Linked DNA regions of Homo sapiens: region 2 is linked to region 1. Evidence: read pairs that join two places in POLR2A ChIA-PET (ENCODE). Cell type or tissue: A673. All regions are shown on one strand.

Region 1 (2,500 bases):
CAAAATGAATATGTAAGTGTCAAAGAGCATTGTGAGGATGAGTGGTATATAATGTGTTTGCTGCCTTGAGCAAGGCAAACAAGTTAAAGTTCTACACTTACGGAGAGTCACGTATAAGAACTGAAAGAAACCTAAGAGAGTATTTGGTCTAACCCTTCCGTTTGACAGATGGGGAAACTAAGGCCTACAGTGATCAATGGCTTATGTAAGGTTTTAGACCCTTTGTAGGGGAATTTACTGAACATTTATTTATTGAATGCTTACTATATACCAAACATTCTAAGGTACTAGAGATGTGGAGGTACATAACACACAGTCCCTGTTCTCAAGAAACTGACAATCGAGTCAGGGAATCAGACCCATACACTCCTGCCAACAGTGAGTTCTAGATGTGATGAGTGCTAAAGGAGAAGTAACTATATAGGGCTATGGGAGGATGTGGGAGACACTCACTAATTAAACGGGGAGAAAAAGGCTGCATATGAAGAATGAGAGAGGAATAAACTGAGAGGTTATTTCAGGCAGAGGGAGAAGTATGCATGAGCAGAGACTCAGAAGAGATCTCAGAGACCAGCTCCTCACATAAATTTTTTTTTTTTTTTTTTTTTTTTGAGACAGGGTCTCTCTCTCTGTCTTCCAGGCTGGAGTGCAATAGTGTGATGTAGCTCACTGCAGCCTTAACCTCCCTGGCTCAAGTGATCTTCCCACCTCCCTAGTAGCTGGGACTACAGGTATAAGCCACTACACACTGGCTAGTTTTAAAATTTTTTTGTAGAGACGTGGTCTCACTATGTCTTGAACTGCTGGGCTGGTCTCAAACTCCTGGGCTCAAGCGATCCTCTTGCCTTGGCCTCCTAAAGTGCTGTGATTATAGGCATCTTCACATAATTTAAAAAATTCCTTATATACGATTGTGGAGAGATGATAATTCCACTTCTGTTGGATCATTTCCAGTGAGAGGAAAATATTACCTCATGAGACAAAAAAGATTTAGCTCTAACCTTTTCAGTTGGTGTTGCATGGTGTCTAGGGGTTTGTCAGATTTTTATCTCTTCATTGTCACTGAATAACAGGCATAGAAATAGTTGATCTTTAACTCCCTCTCAAGGGAATAAGAAAATGTCGTGTGTCTTAGGACCTTTGACTTACAGAATGTTAGAGCTGGGAGGGACGTTAGAGATCATTTAGTCCAGTGGTTTTTGTCTTTTTGTGTGTGACTCATGGACCCCCTTTGGAGAATGTGATAAAAAAAAATCTATAGATCCTCTCCCACGAAATGCATATGTGCTCCTGACACACAAAATGCTGTGTACAATTTCAGGTACCCATGGATCCCTGAAGCCCATCTTGAATTAAGAAAACCTCTTTCCATTTTACTGATGAAAATCTGAGGCTCAGAGAAGTGGAATGGCATGAAATAGAACTATGGAAGTAATTCCCCATGGGCCAGATGACTTTGTGAGCAGATGAGTCAGACACATGGGCCAACCATTAACAATCTGGTGATGTTCACGGGAGCATTGACTAATTACCAAGTGAAAAGGAGATGAGCAGTAGCAATGGAAGTGTTATGAGCAGTTTTTTAAAAATCTGAAAGTTGGTTTATGAAAAAGGATTTAGATTTTTCTCTTTGGCTTCCAGGGGTAGCTTCAAGACCAAAGGGTAGAAAAGAACTTTTGCTAGACAGAGCCCTCCACTAATGGAATATGCTATCTTGAGAGGTACAGGACTTCTTGCACTTGACTTTTTGGGGACACAGAACAATCTCTCGTAGAAGGGACTTAAGCATCACAAGAGTTTGAACTGGGTTACCAAAACTGGACGTGACGATGAAACTCTTAGAAACATAATCACATATACTAGCCAGGAAGGAGCTCAGGTCTCCCAGTAAGTGAAGTGAAGAAAGTTCAGGATGGCTGAGACATCAAGTGAGAGGGTGGTGGTAGTGGAGAGAAATGAGACTTAGAAATGTAAGTGGAAGTGAAAGAAATGTTGAAGGATCTTACAGAGCACCATGGCTGGTATTTAAGAATGAGGGGGCTGGGCGTGGTGGCTCATGCTTGTAATCCCAGCTCTTTGCGAGGCTGAGGTGGGTGGGTTGAGGTCAGGAGTTTGACACCAGCCTAGCCAACATGGTGAAACCCCATCTCTACTAAAAATACAAAAATTAGCTGGTCGTGGTGGCACACACCTGTAATCTCAGCTACTTGGGAGGCTAAGGCAGGAGAATGGCTTGAACCCAGGAGGTGGAGGTTGCAGTGAGCTGAGATCGAGCCACTGCACTCCAGCCTGGATGACAGAAAGACTCTGTCTCAAAAAAAAGAAGAACGAGGGTTTGTATAGAGTGGTGGTGGCACAGAAGAATGAAAGCAAAAGGCTATCAAAGGGGGAATGCATACAATCAATGGTAGCAGCACTAGCAAGCACATAAAAAGGCCAGAAGAGAGACAGACTGTGGTGATGGGCTGCTTGCATTTGCATGTCGGTGTGTTGCAGAGTC
Region 2 (2,500 bases), 210 kb after region 1:
TTCCTCAAACATGTTAAAATGTTTGTTCGCAATTTCAATTTCTGGACCTTTTCCTCCTACTTCTCATATCCAATATCGTCTCTCTAAATTCTTAGTGTGTTAACATCATCTACCTATTCATCCATCTAATCATTCATTTAGTACATATTTGAATGTTTCTTGTGTACAAACAGGGTACAGTGATCTGTGGGATACAAAATTGAATAAGGTGGTCTCTACTTTCAAGGTACTCCCCGTCTGTTGGAGGAAGTAAGACACCAGTGCAAATAACTAATTTAAGGATAGAATTAATTTGTTTCTTAAAGACAGAATAATATGTTAACACCCTATAGAAAGTGCTCTTGGTGTTCAGAGCAGGGAGAGATATAAATTTTTAATAACCATCTAATGGAAGAAAACATTCTTTCCTTGCTGAAGAAGCTCCTGCTATTGAAAGCTAGCCTTTCACTTTTATTAGTCTTTTAAATGAATTTGGGTATGGTATTTGCCATTTTACTGGTATGCCTTTTTATATGAGATCCCATCACTAGGCTGAAATGTTGTAATAGTTGGTACAGTAAATGCATGGAGGAGTTATCTAATGAATTATGAGAGATGATTAAAGATGCCACTCTGCTCTGCTTTCTTGGCAAGAAAATGAGCTAATAAGCTGGAGAGAATGACCAAGTTGTAAAATACTTCCTAAGTTCATATCTGTATATTTGTATATGTTGTCTAAATATTTCATCATTAGAGACTATATTCTTCATGACTATTAAGATCTATGAAAATTTCCATGTAAGTTTTTATTTTGTTTTTAACGTAAATTTAAAAGTTTTATTCAAGTCTAAATTGAAAACAAAAATTAATGATCCCTATCAAAAGCTTTATGGTCTGGAGTCATACTTTATTTTACTTAAGCACTATAGCATTTGACACATGAAGATGTTTTCCCGGGAGAATCTTGTTGCTGCCCAGGGCTGACAGGAAAAAAAACAATTTGTCCGACTAGTGGAGCTTACTAACAGTTCAAATAAACAACCCGTCTTTCCCTTCATACTGCATATTAATAGAAATGTTAATGATAAGCTAACAGGAAACTGCCTCCTTTACACCCTACAGGGAGCAGAGATTACTGGGTCAGAGAGTTTTCTTGCTTTGGGCCCTCTTAACAAACACAACTGTTAGCAAAATACCAATCTTATCACTTGCATATTTATTAGCACAGTATTTTTAAAGTAATAGTTATCTATTTAATACAGCCAAATTGATCATTGCCTCATTTTTGCCATTACTTAGCATGTAAATATTTTTGCCATGTAAGTATTTCAAGGTAAAATCAATTTCCCTCTCTCTCTCTCTTTTTTTTTTTTTTTTTTGTGAGACAGGGTCCTGTTCTGTCATCCAGGCTGGAGTGCAGTGGCACAATCATAGCTCACTGCAAACTCGAACTTCTGGGTTCAAGTGATCCAGTGGCCTCAGCCTCCCCAGTAGCTAGGACTACAGGCATGTGCCACCATGCCTGGCTAATTTTTTAAGTTTTTTGTAGAGACAGGGTCTTGCTATGTTGCCTAGGCAGGTCTTAAACTTCTGGCCTCAAGGGGTCCTCCTGCCTTGGCCTCCCAAAGTGCTGGGATTATAGGCATGAGTCACTGTGTCCAGCTAGTAAAAAGCTATTAACTTTAGATTTTAAACATATATTCTCTCTACATATTTTGATAGATGATAATTAACTCTTCAAAAATATTTCAGAATAACCAAAAGAGTGGATTTGGAGTGTTCCCAACACAAAGAAATGATAGATGTTTGAGTGATGGCTATACCACTTACCCAGATTTGAGGTAGCGCACACCATGCCGTATGCATTTGTGCCCTCAGTACCTAGTAGACACTGTAAATATTATTGAATTATTTAATGACTTGACTTCAATAATGCCAACTTCATTGTTCTATGATAATATTTTTCTGCCTTCTTAAGTTTTTCTTTAGCACACAGGTGTAAAATCTTGCTATTACCAATATTATTGGGTTCCACAGTTATCTAGAACTGGTCAGATACTTATGAAGCCAGGATCTGTTATTAAGACATTGATAATGTAGAGTAGAAAAGATTTCTTACCCATCTCTAGGTTCATATCTGAGACTCCTATAATAAAAGGTAGATTAACAAGAGAAAAGCATACAAATTTATTTAATATAAGTTTTACATGACATGGGAGCCTTCAGAAATTACAACCCAAAGAAGTGGGAAAAACTTTATTTTTATTCATAGGTTGATGTACAGACATACGACTGGACAAAGGGGGTATGATCTAATAGTAATAAACTGGGGAAACTGTTAGTTTAGATTCTTCTTGGTATCTCTGTGTCCGCAGAGATTGGGATATTCCTTTTCTCAGGGTCTAGAGGATACGTCTCTTAGCGGGGTCTTAAGACCTACTTTAGAGTAATGTCAGAGAATTATTTTATGACCTGTTTTAGGGAAGAAGGGCAGGAGAAGGTCAGGGAGACCTTTTTGCTT

Evidence for each region. ChIA-PET counts read pairs that join two places held together with the same protein. Peaks named below come from ENCODE experiments on the same cell type or tissue, not always from the same donor. Only the 100,000 strongest peaks of a DNase experiment are listed, where the experiment ranks them.
Region 2: POLR2A ChIA-PET joins it to region 1 with 13 read pairs; 4 of 35 experiments call an interaction of 5 or more read pairs at or near these places.

What each region holds. Positions count from the first base shown.
Region 1 is chr9:100,276,343-100,278,842 of GRCh38, reverse strand. The region is part of intron 12 of INVS (inversin); the gene reads right to left. LOC124902235 (a long non-coding RNA gene) reads left to right here. Exons shown (of 2, transcript XR_007061700.1): 2 at 1,322-2,500. Among named protein-coding and RNA genes, the nearest start is that of TEX10, 75 kb to the left of the region's middle. In A673, no CTCF peak of the experiment used is centred here; DNase peaks (open chromatin) are centred at 1,142 and 1,462.
Region 2 is chr9:100,061,934-100,064,433 of GRCh38, reverse strand. The region is part of intron 1 of ERP44 (endoplasmic reticulum protein 44); the gene reads left to right. Among named protein-coding and RNA genes, the nearest start is that of ERP44, 36 kb to the left of the region's middle. In A673, no CTCF peak of the experiment used is centred here; a DNase peak (open chromatin) is centred at 1,063.